Regions from separate parts of the Homo sapiens genome. Here regions 1, 2 and 4 are each linked to region 3. A link is a contact called in ENCODE Hi-C or POLR2A ChIA-PET data. All regions are on one chromosome and are shown on one strand. Each heading gives the region's core, a stretch centred on a gene start or an enhancer-like site at or near the end of the contact. The rest is flanking DNA. Distances are from core to core; before and after follow the strand shown. Region 1 holds the start of RBBP5 (RB binding protein 5, histone lysine methyltransferase complex subunit). Region 2 overlaps MDM4 (MDM4 regulator of p53). Region 3 has its middle 21 kb from the start of NFASC. Region 4 overlaps PIK3C2B (phosphatidylinositol-4-phosphate 3-kinase catalytic subunit type 2 beta).

Region 1 (2,700 bases), core at 13-2,512, 310 kb after region 3:
AGGTTGCAGTGAGCCAAGACTGTGCCACTGCACTCCAGCCTAGGCGACGGCGCGAGGCTGTCTTAAAAAAAAAAAAAAAAGTCCACTTAAAACTCCAACTCCTCCACAGGTTTGGGGGGTTTGTTTTTCCTGGTTGACTTCTTCCTTTACCCCAAAGACATTCACTCTCTGTTCCAAACATTCTTAGCAACTGGTAATGACTCTTTCAGGCCTGCCTACATTCTGCAATATCCTACAGCTATTTTACATAATCACCTTAAACTCCCTGCTTAATGAAAAGCTCTTTAAGGGCAAAGACCATTTTTTATGTATCTTTGTAGCCCTTTTGACAATTAACATATCTTCTGACTTTTTTAAAAGAGAAACCTAACCATTAGGAACAGCAAGTAGTGCAGAAGTCCTTGAAAACCTCAGCTACCCCTAGAATACCATGCTAAATGTCACCTAATGGAAGTCCAGGAGAAAGGACCTACAGTTTTTAAATAATCTGGATAGGAGGTAAGGAGGCAATGACTCAAAGTGAGGGCGACAAAAGACAACTCCCTCCGTATTTCACACCTCAGTGTTTTACACACCGTCCCTAGCAAAGGACCTTAAACAGAAAGTTAGGATAATTGGATTCCAGTGCCAACTATGCCATTTACTTGCTTAGTGCCTAGCCATTACCCTCTGAGCCTTTATTCATCTGTTCAATGAGAAGCTTCTACCAGAAGATCTCCAAGTCCCCTCCTTAGACTTCTCTTTTCTACAAAAAGATTAACCTGTTCAGGCACCCAATTCCCTGACAAGTCTTCAAAGCTTCATCCCAAGCCTCACTTCTTCAAATTCCATCTCCAACAACTCTGGTCCTGGCTGCTCTGGGTACTTCAACACCTGCGATCCTCATAATCAAAGCTAAGTCACAAACTGTCTGTCCCCATCGCTCCATAATTGATATGAAAGTGGCCTCGGGAGGGGCAATGCAACCTACTCGGGCAGAAGGTGGGCTTCCTCCTCCCGCTGCTGCTCCACATCAGGTGTGCCCAGTGATCCATAGCCGAACAGTGTCCCTAAGATTGCAGCCTGACTCCCCTCCCGCCTGGGTTCCCTCCTTTCCAGTACCCAACGCTTCTCTAAAACGCAGCCACAGCCCTTCTCACCCAGCAACTCGAGGTTCATCCCTGCGGACTGTGGCCGCCCGGTCTCAGCTCCGGCAACAACACCTTCTCCCCGGCCGGCTTCAGCAACTTGCGTCTAAGTGGTGGACGCCGCGAAGAGACTGGCGCAAGCTCCGAAGACTTTCGGCCTTAGAAGGCCCCGCGGCTTCCGCTTTCTTCCCCCGCCTTCCTTGTTCGTTTCAGGTGGGCTGCCCAAATATATGCCTGACCAAAATCAAGCATACACTCTCTCGGAAACAATTAATTATGATCTTTGCTGAGGTACAACAATGTTATCGTCACTAGGGACTTTAAATAGCGCGACAATTTAAGATTATTTGCTCCGGGAACATGTAGGTGAGGTAGAAATTCCAGGCATACAGTTAACCTACTAGTTCTTGCCCTGTTGTGTGTTCAGCGGCGTTGTCCGGGCGGGCTACCTCAGACTCCGCAGGAAAGGTTCCGGACAAGTCCTGCTAATGCAAGAAACCAGGGAAGGTCGTCCCCTAGTGCTCGGGTGTGTAGCGCCGCTGACCTCACCAAGGCGCGTACTTACCCTGTATGTAGGTGGCGTTGCAGGGTGTTTCGGTCTCGTGAAAATTATTTCTCATTTGTAAAGATATGCTATTGATCCTACAGAAAGGTACGACAACATATGTTAGGCCTGTCTGTGTTAAGATAATAAAAACCTTATTATCTAAGGTTTTACCCTTTACCAAACAGTGTTGACAGGGACGCTGTGAAAAAGACTGTGAAAAAGAATTGGAATGAGGGGTGGACTGAGTTTCCCGGAGCTCAGTCATACAGAACTCCAATGAAATACCCAAAGCAATTAGAGAAGTCCAGTTACTGGTATCTAGCGAAAGAGCAAATTTTATATGAACAAATTCCTACTATAAATGCTGTGGCTCATCAGAAAAAGGAAACAACGTCAAAGGCTCGCTGCAGAAAATAGTACTCGGGCTAGGTCTCCGACAATGGAAAAATACACATACACAAGTTTATTAATCGCAGTATTGTCTGCAATTGCAAACTTTTGGAAACAATAATGAAACTTTTGAACTAGGGAGCCCAGCATTTTCATGTTGCCCAGGGCCCTGCAAATTATGTAGCTAGTCCAGTCTGCCTCTACTTGACAAATTTGCAGAAAAAGCAGCCTCATTCACACAGTGCACCCTGTCCCTGGGCCCCAGTTGATTGCTCTTTCAGTAAGCCCCTGACCTAAGCTCAACCCAATTAAATTCCTTTCCCAAGAATTTGGAATGGGAATTAAGTGGCCCCCACAGTCTGACACATCGATTGAAGAGAGTAAATGTGAATTAAGGAGCTATTTAAAGCGCCTAATAATAGATGGACACCATGGTAGTTGGCTGCAGGTTGCAGAATGAAGCAGAAGTCCAGAAACTAGTCAAAGATAATACTTGGTGTATCCAATTAGTTCCCAAGAACATATTACATTAATGTCTTCTATTTCCATTATCCTTGGACCTTTATAAAGTATGTCTTTTGCAGCCGGGTGCGGTGGCTCACGCCTGTAATCCCAGCACTTTGGGAGGCCGAGGCG
Region 2 (2,700 bases), core at 26-2,525, 260 kb before region 3:
TGGCTCATGCCTGTAATCTCTGGGAGTCCCAGCCTATAACACTGGGAGGCCGAGACAGGAGGATTGCTTGAGCCCAGGAGTTTGAGACCAGCCTAGGCAACATAGACACCATTTTTACAAAAAATTAAAAATTAGCCAGGCGTGGTGGCGTGCGCCTGTTTTACTATAGTAATAACTGATTCAGCCCCCTCCTTCCTCACTTCCTGTCATTCTTCTTTGTTCACTACATGCGTTTTGGATATACTAGGCTCCTTTCTGACACTGTAGCCCAAAATTGCTGCCTTCCTCAGGCACCTTAAGTTTGTTCTTTACTCTTTCTGGAACACTGTTCCCCCACATTCTTTCTTTGCCTTCTCATGATTTAGGACTCACCTCAAATGTAATTTCTTCAAAGAGGTCATCCCTGGCCACAAAGGCTATTATGTTACACAGTTCCAGTAGGATCCATTCGCTTTTTGTTTTGGAGCTGTGTAGCTATAGGTGGTGGCCCTGCCAAACCCATCCCTAGTTAAAATAGCCTCCTCTCTAGCCACTCTTCTCTTTTATCCTATTTTATTCTCCATAGTACTTCTCACTTTGTAAAAATATTGCTATATTTTATGTATGTGTTGTCTGTTTACCACTGAAATGTAAGGCCAGGGCTTTTGTATTATTCACTACTTTTTCCATTACCTGGTACCTAGAACAGTATGTGGCACATAATAGGTATTCAGTGAGTATTTGTTTAATAAATGGATGAGTATTTAATAGTGTGCAAAATAATAAATTGTCTCTCATGAATGTTGTAGAAAAGCATGTCATGAAATATTCATAGATGAATGCAGAAGGTTAGTTCTATATGGAGTTCAGAAAGTGTCAGGACAAAAGGTTTGGGTGACCATCAGTATTTCTCATATTTCTTTAATAAACATCCTTGACCATTTTAAGGGAAAGAATATGTCAGAACTAATGGAATGTTTTGTAGCTTCTTAGAGTGTCACCTGTAGAAGGGAATTTAGGGAATAGATTCTATTTACTTGAGCAACTACAAGTCCTTACCTTTTAAACTCTTCAGTACTGTTTCTTAGGTGTTATACCTGATTTAGTGTTAAAAGAGAAAAGTCCATGCCTGACACCATTATATCCATCCATTAGTTTATCCACAGTAGGTGTCAAGTAGATATATGTTGAATGAATACATGTCCACTGAATAAAGGCAAGATGTTCTTTGGCGATGTAGTGTGACGACATTGAGTTTTGGGTTCATTTGTGTTGTTTCAACATCTCTGATAAACCTCTGAATACAGAAACTCATGTTTGTTTTTTTTCTGTTAGGATGTGGGTACTGCCATTGTTTCAGATACTACAGATGACTTGTGGTTTTTGAATGAGTCAGTATCAGAGCAGTTAGGTGTTGGAATAAAAGTTGAAGCTGCTGATACTGAACAAACAAGTGAAGAAGTAGGGAAAGTAAGTGACAAAAAGGTATGTTGTGGAAAAATTCCATGTTGATTCTGTTTGTGTGCTCATAGTATCATCTGTTGAGATTTCTTTGTATCTGTTTTTACAACAGATTGCTCACATAATCCCCTTTTTAACTTTAATTAATTTTTCAATCCAATTTTAAGATTCACATTAAGTAATGTTAACCAGGGCTGCCTTAAAAGCCCCTACTTAGTCAAAAGCAGTAAGCTACTCTTTTTTCCCCTGATTATAGCAACAAGCTACCTTTTCTCTCCCTTTGCTAACAAGGTAAGGTGCTAATCAAGCTTGTCCAACCCACAGCCTGTGGACCACATGCGGCCCAGAACAACTTTGAATCAACACAAATTCATAAACTTTTAAAAAACATTATGAGTTTTCTTGCGATTTTTTTTCTCCTTTTAGCTCATCAGTTATCATTAGTGTTAGTGTATTTTATGTGTGGCCCAAGACAATTCTTCCAGTGTGACCCAGGGAAGCCAAAAGGTTGGACACCCCTGTTGTAAATGAACAGCAGTCTGTAGGAGAAAACTTATTTCTTGGAAATCTTGATAGCTTCCATAACCATGTTGTACCTAAATGGAAAGATAAGATTATTTCTTTGTAGCTATTTTAGTGTTAAAATAGTAGAAAAGAGGGGAGATTGAACTCTGAGTACATACATATGGTATGTACTCATGAAGTACTCATGTGTATGGTATGTACTCATGTACAGATGAAGAGTCATACAGGCAACTTGCTCAAGACTCAGAAGAAATTGGGGAGGAGATCCAGTGGCCAGCATGTAGAAGAGTGTTGGTAAACATCCATCGGATAAATACAGCAAAGAAAAAATTGGGTCATCCTTTTTAGTTATTTAAGGGATTTTCATAAGAATTTTGAGTTCCTGAAGGATACCCTAGTATATTCGTTGTAGTCAAATGGTACCTGGGTTCTCTTAGACTAGTTATATGGGTAGCATTAGAAGGAATGCAGGTGGCTTGAATTAAGACAAAAGTGACATTTGGAAACTTTTATTTATTTATTTTTGAGATGGGATCTCACTGTTTTGCCCAACCTGGTCTTAAACTTCTTAGCTCAAGTGGTCCTTCCACTTCAGCCTCCCAAGTAGCTGGGGTCACAGGCATGTGCAGCCATACCTGGCCTAGGAAACGTCTATAGAGAGAGATGGGACTTAAAATACTTGGCCATTTGTGAGAAGGTTGCTGTACAGAGGTTCATAATTGTTTCATAATTGGT
Region 3 (2,835 bases), core at 293-2,792:
CCAGCTACTCAGGAGACTGAGGTAGGAGGATCACCTGAGCCCAGGAGTTTTTCAGTGACTTATGATTGTGCCACTGTGCTCCAACCTGAGCAAGAGTGAGACCCCACCTGTTTAAAATAAAAGGGGAATAAGGCTGGAAGCATCACACTATCTGACTATACTACAAACGTAAAATGCACTACAAAGCAATAGCAATCAAAACAGCATGGTACTTACTCGCAGAAAAACAGACACACAAAACAACAGAACAGAATAGAGAGACCAAGAATAAATCTATGCTCTTACAGCCAACTGATTTCCAACAAAGGCATCAAGAACACACATTGGGCAAAGGCCAATCTATCCAATAAAGGGTGCTGAGAAAACTGGATATTCATATGCAGAAAAATGAAACCAGACTCCCTATCTCTCACCATGTCCAAAAATCAAATAGAGACGGATTAAAAACCAATGTAAGGCCCGAAACTGTGAAACTACTGGAAGAAAATTGGGGAACCCCTTCATGACATTGGTCTGGGCAAGGATTTTTTGAATAAGACCAAAAAAGCACACGCAACAAAAGCAAAAACAGGCAAATAGGATTCCATTAAACTAACAAGCTTCTGCACAACAAAGGAAATGATCAGCAGAGTGAAGTGACGACCTACAGAATGGGAGAAAACATTCATATACTTCGCATCTGACAAGGGGTTAATATCCAGGACACACACGGAACTCAAAGAATTGTAAGTCTTAAACGATGGCTTTAAACAAATTTTGTGAAAATTTAACCATCAGGTCTGGTATAAGCCAGCTCCAGGACACCACTGGAAGGGTTCCTGTTTTGGAAGCTGGACTCTGTCCTCCTCTTGGAGCCCTCGGAGAGAGCAAGCGAGGCTGCTCTGTTCTGGAGGCTCCGTGCCCCTGAGGCCTTTGACCCCGTTACCCGCGTTCCTCCCCTTGAAGCCCGGTCCCGCTCTCCCAACACCAGTGTTCTGCTGCCCCCTAATGGCAGCTTCTGCCATCTGCGGCTGTCCGGGAGCTAGATCCACCGCAAAGTCCACCAGCTCCGCTCCAGGATCAGAGACCCCTGAGCAGGTTAAACAATCTTCCCCCTCCACTCCAGACTTTTGGAACCCAAGGACGGCCGGGTCAGAGTACCCAGGACCTCAAGCCCCGCTGCCCCTTGTCCATCCCAGAATCGTGGTTTCCCACTGCCCTCTGCAGTGCCGCGGCGAAGTGATGAGCCCGGCACTGTGGCGCCACCTAGTGCCTCTGCTGGGTCAGTGGCACCTGCACCTGCACTGCCAGCCCCCTGCTGGGAGAATTCCGACTCAAGAACTGTAGTTTGTTGTGTGTTGTTTTTGCTTTGGGGCTCACTGGGAAACTCTCACCAGTCACCTGCATTACAGCCTGGGGCTTCCTGTCACTGTAGAGCAGGTAAGAAGAGGAGGGAAAGAAAAGACCTCAGCAGCACAGCACCAGACCTTCCTCCACTTGGTGGGGCCTTCTGACCACGAATGGTGAATAGTCCAACTAACAACTAAAAGCTCCAGCTGGGAGGACCCTGGAGCTCCCCTGAGCCTGTGGCCTTCAAACGGTACTGACCAAGCCCATCAGTAAGCAGTGCATTTTACAACGCAACAGTCCAGGACACCCCTGCGTTGAAAGAACTCAGGAAGCAATACTTACCCTTAGTATGCATAGCGTATTTTGACACTTCCATTACTTTTGATTCTAAAAAAAAAAAAAAAACTTGCCACAACTTAATAACTGAATTCACAGTTCATTAATGGGTCACCACCTACAGTTTACAAAACAATAATCTAGCCCTCAGTTCACTGAGAAGAAACAGAGGACAAAGAACAAATTTGCCCAATAGCAAATTAGGGGCAGATTCAGATCTAGGATCTAGAATCCAGGTCTCTGATGCCCAGTCTCATCACTTCAAGGCCTCCTCTGGGCTCTGTACCAAGTTCCTTTTGCACTGAAGCACAGAGCTCTGTCTCTCTCTGTGGCCCAGATCTATATAGGGCAGACTGTCAGGATCTGACTGCAGGCCCCTTTGTGCCCTGGAAGTAAGGGGTTGTCAATTGCTGTTTCTCTTATAATGAACTTCTCCTGTTCTAGCACAAGGCGGCAGCAAAGAGAAGCAAATGGCCTTGATAGTTGGAAGGAAAAAGGAGAAAATAGGCTCTGGGCAGTTCCGGTAACCTAACAAGTAAATGAGTAGCGTTAGCGTTTTGCTTGAGATCAAAAGCCAAAGGGCGGTATTTTGTCAAAGACCTTTGGAACTTAATTTTAAAAGTTAAGGAGGGCCAGGCATGGTGGCTCACACCTGTAATCCCAGCACTTTGGGAGGCTGAGGCAGGGAGATTCCTTGAGTCCAGGAGTTTGAGACCAGCCTGACAACATAGCGAGATCTTGTCTCTACAAATAAAAAACAAAAAATTAGCTGGGTGTTGTGGTGCACATCTGTGGTTCCAGCTTCTTAAGAGGCTGAGGCACGAGGATCCCTTGAGCCCAGGAGGTTGAGGTTGCAGTGAGCTGTAATCATACCACTGCACTCTAGCCTGGGTGACAGAGCAAGACCCTGTCTCAAAATAAATAAAGGCTAAAGGGTGTTGGGAATACTCTAGTCTAAACAATACCTGATGCACTGTTTGTTGCAGGAGTGTTGATAAAAAAGAAATCCGTAATCTTCCTAGAGAGCATATGAATTTTATTTTAAAATTTTAAAATGTTCAAACCCACTGATCCAGAAATTCCACTAAAAGGAATATATAAAGTGCTAATTTTATCCATACAAAGTTGGTCACCACAACATTTGATATTTTTTTGACAGAAAGAGCTAAA
Region 4 (2,776 bases), core at 274-2,773, 340 kb before region 3:
ATGAGGTACTCCAGACCTAAACTCAAACTCTAGATGAAAAGACTTTCTAGTCACTCGACATCCAATGAAAGGGGCACAAGAACATATGGGACATCCGGGAATACATGTATCTGCTGTCCTAGGAGACCAGGAGCCAAGTTGAAGAAGGAGGCGAAGCTCTGGCTGAGATGGACAAGAGTGTGGCCAAAGCCACTTCAGGAGGGGACAGTCTGATAAGCGTGAGGCAGCCAGTAAGGCAATCCAGTGCTGTTGGGCCTCTCCTGCAACACGGGCTTTCCGGGGGATTCTCCCAGAGGCGTGACAGGGAGCAGAGCAGACAGCTGTTTTTCCCAGCCCCTCTACTGAGGCTAGAGCAGGTGGGCGGCCCAAATGGTGCCCAGGGAAGCTTGGCCCTGGTCTAAAGCCTCAATATCCACAAGCCCCATGGACCCAAAGCAGAGAGAGACCCAGAACCCTTAGATAGAGGAGATGACTCAGACACATGTGCCTTCTGGGTAAATGCTATTTGAGGAAGAAAGCGTCAAAGCAGTGGTCTGGGCAGGGGAGGACCTGGTAGAAGCTTGGCTCCTCTGGCTTCCGAGTCAGCCGGCTCTGAACGGCCGGAATGTCAGGGAGCCTGCCTTGGCCCCACTTCCTCTCTCAAAATACGTGTGTGGTGGTAGGATTCTCAGACAAGGTCCCAAACGGTCTCCCATCCCAGAGCTGCTTTCAGTCACCCAGGAGGGTTCCTAAAGAAGCCCCTAGCAAGGCCTGTAGCCCAGCCCTAGGGAGAAGGAAGTGAGGGGGAGGGAGAGCTGGTGCATGACAGGTTTCTGCCTGAGGGGTCTGCTCAGGGCAGCCTGGGAGGCCACACCAGGGACGAGGCTTCAGCTCAGATGGAGATAAGGCCGGCATGTGGTTCCAACAGCTGTTTCTGGCGGGAGTCTAGCTCCGGCCTGTGCACATAGCAACGCCTCACATCTCTCACCCAACCTCTTGGCTACTCTCAAGTCCTCTCTGCCTCTTGGGGCAGATGACAGCAACTGAGCTCCTCATTTGAATATCCAGACTGTTTCCTCTGGTTGACCCTCTCTTGTTAGGCTTGCTCCCCTGGGTGTGCATGGGCGGCGGGGGGTGGGGGTGCACAGAGGGGAGGGCAGCAGTGGGGACAGTTGGCATGTGAGGCCCTGGCTCTGCCAAGTTCGTGCCTGTGTCCCAGTCAAAACAATAGCACCACTGTCAGCAATTAACCCACAAGAGAAAGGAGAGAGAGAGGAAGAAAAAGAGAAAGAGAGAGAGACAGTGGGGGGAGGGAAGAGAAGGCAAGAGAGGGAGAGAACAGAGTGGTCACTGAAGGCCACTCTCATGTCCTTTCTGTACCACTCACTGGCACCATAAGAAAACAAAAGCCACTTACGTTTGCCCAGCTGGCAGGCCCTGGTGGCATCACCCGATGCTGGCTGGGGGAGTCTGCCGGGCAGAGGCTGGCAGCAGGGGTATCAGGCTGGCATTTGGAGCCAGCCAGTTCCAGAGCTGGCTCCGCTGGCCTGGGATAAGGAGGTTCCCTCTGGCTGGAAGCCCGACGAAAGCGGGGCGGTGGTATAGGCCGAGGGCCCAAGGGGTCCCCCCTCCCAGCAGGCTGAGCCCCTGCAACAAGCTGAGCCGGGGAGGACCAAGGCCGCATTTCCCCACTCAGAACTGGCAAGAGCTTTTTGCTTTGTGTCCGCTTCTTCAAGGAGATTCTGGGCTGAGCTCTGTCTCAGAACTCTGATGACATGCAGGGGATGGGGAAGGGTGAGGGAGTAGGGGAGGCAGGAGAGAGAAGGAGTGACAGAGGTGACCACCTACCAGGGTGCCCTGACTCAGTGAGCAGGCCCAGCTGGGTGTGAGGAACTCAGAGCTGGGAACAGGAATCTCCCAGTCCCTATAAATAGCGGGAACAGCCCCACCTCTCAGAGCAGGGCCTTTAAAAATCCCTGAGCTCTAGGGATGTGGCTTATCCCAGGAGCTGATTCTGCTTTTGGGGGGACTCTCTTAGGAGAAGCGGAGGAAGGAAGAACTGTGTAGCTCTTCAGAGTTGGGAAGGTTCCCAAAGGCTAGACACAAGGTGGGAAAACCCCAGTGCCCCTTAAACAATGGCTAAGGAGGAAACCAGGACAGAATGAAGTAGAATGCTAAGCTGTCACAGAAGGCATCAGCAGCCAGGGGCATTGGCTTACACCTGTAATCCCAGAACTTTGGGAGGCCAAAGTGGACAGATCACCTGAGGTCAGGAGTTCAAGACCAGCCTGGCCAATGTGGTGAAACCCCGTCTCTACTAAAAATACAAAAATTAGCTGGGCATGGTGGCAGGTGCCTGTAATCCCAGCTACTTGGGAGGCTGAGGCAGGAGAATCTCTTGAACCCGGGAGGCAGAGGCTGCAGTGAGCCAAGATAGCGCCACTGCACTAAAGCCTGGTGACAGAGTGAGACTCTGTCTCAAAAAAAAAAAAAAAAAGAAGGCATCAGCCATGGGGGTGTCACTTGTCTCTTGACTCCTTGCAGCCAGGGTTTCCAGGGACCAAGGATGAAACACAAATAGGCCTTCTGGTCCTACCCAGGAGATGCTGCTGAAGCTCCCCTAAACCAGAAAAAAGATCAGAGCTGCCCTGGCACCTGCCTGGGGGCTTTGACCTAGATAGTTCGCTATTTTACACTATGTACTGATAAAAATAAAACTATTTGTCATACTGCATATTTTTTCTAAATATTTTCATTGTGAGAAGAGAATGAGTAGAGATGAATAATGCAAGGGTTG

Evidence for each region. A loop is a pair of places that touch in the nucleus more often than their neighbours do. ChIA-PET counts read pairs that join two places held with the same protein, here RNA polymerase II (POLR2A). Pooled maps may share reads with other maps.
Region 1: a loop to region 3 is called in a pooled map, with 11 times the contacts of the local background. The contact joins the promoter of RBBP5 here to the enhancer-like site in region 3. A Hi-C loop is called at or near these places in 1 of 168 maps with a recorded cell type or tissue (posterior cingulate gyrus) and 9 of 50 pooled maps.
Region 2: a loop to region 3 is called in a pooled map, with 6 times the contacts of the local background. The contact joins two enhancer-like sites. A Hi-C loop is called at or near these places in 7 of 50 pooled maps. POLR2A ChIA-PET finds 5 or more read pairs at or near these places in 10 of 52 experiments (A549, GM12878, HEK293T and 6 more).
Region 4: a loop to region 3 is called in a pooled map, with 4 times the contacts of the local background. The contact joins two enhancer-like sites. A Hi-C loop is called at or near these places in 2 of 37 single-sample maps with no recorded cell type and 2 of 50 pooled maps. POLR2A ChIA-PET finds 5 or more read pairs at or near these places in 2 of 52 experiments (activated CD8-positive, alpha-beta memory T cell and activated T-cell).

What each region holds. Positions count from the first base shown.
Region 1 is chr1:205,120,716-205,123,415 of GRCh38, forward strand. RBBP5 (RB binding protein 5, histone lysine methyltransferase complex subunit) reads right to left here and starts at 1,263. Exons shown (of 14, transcript NM_005057.4): 1 at 1,140-1,263. The coding sequence starts at 1,158. RefSeq lists enhancers at 1,045-1,224, 1,365-1,584 and a silencer at 1,946-2,240.
Region 2 is chr1:204,543,221-204,545,920 of GRCh38, forward strand. MDM4 (MDM4 regulator of p53) reads left to right here. Exons shown (of 11, transcript NM_002393.5): 9 at 1,315-1,464. Among named protein-coding and RNA genes, the nearest start is that of LRRN2-AS1, 20 kb to the right of the region's middle. Within about 2 kb of position 1,276, at least 5 of the 41 ENCODE cell types and tissues checked have a DNase peak (open chromatin) inside an H3K27ac peak, as active enhancers do.
Region 3 is chr1:204,806,142-204,808,976 of GRCh38, forward strand. No RefSeq gene overlaps it. Among named protein-coding and RNA genes, the nearest start is that of NFASC, 21 kb to the right of the region's middle. Within about 2 kb of position 1,543, at least 2 of the 41 ENCODE cell types and tissues checked have a DNase peak (open chromatin) inside an H3K27ac peak, as active enhancers do.
Region 4 is chr1:204,465,375-204,468,150 of GRCh38, forward strand. All of the region lies in intron 2 of PIK3C2B (phosphatidylinositol-4-phosphate 3-kinase catalytic subunit type 2 beta), which reads right to left. Among named protein-coding and RNA genes, the nearest start is that of PIK3C2B, 28 kb to the right of the region's middle. Within about 2 kb of position 1,524, at least 15 of the 41 ENCODE cell types and tissues checked have a DNase peak (open chromatin) inside an H3K27ac peak, as active enhancers do.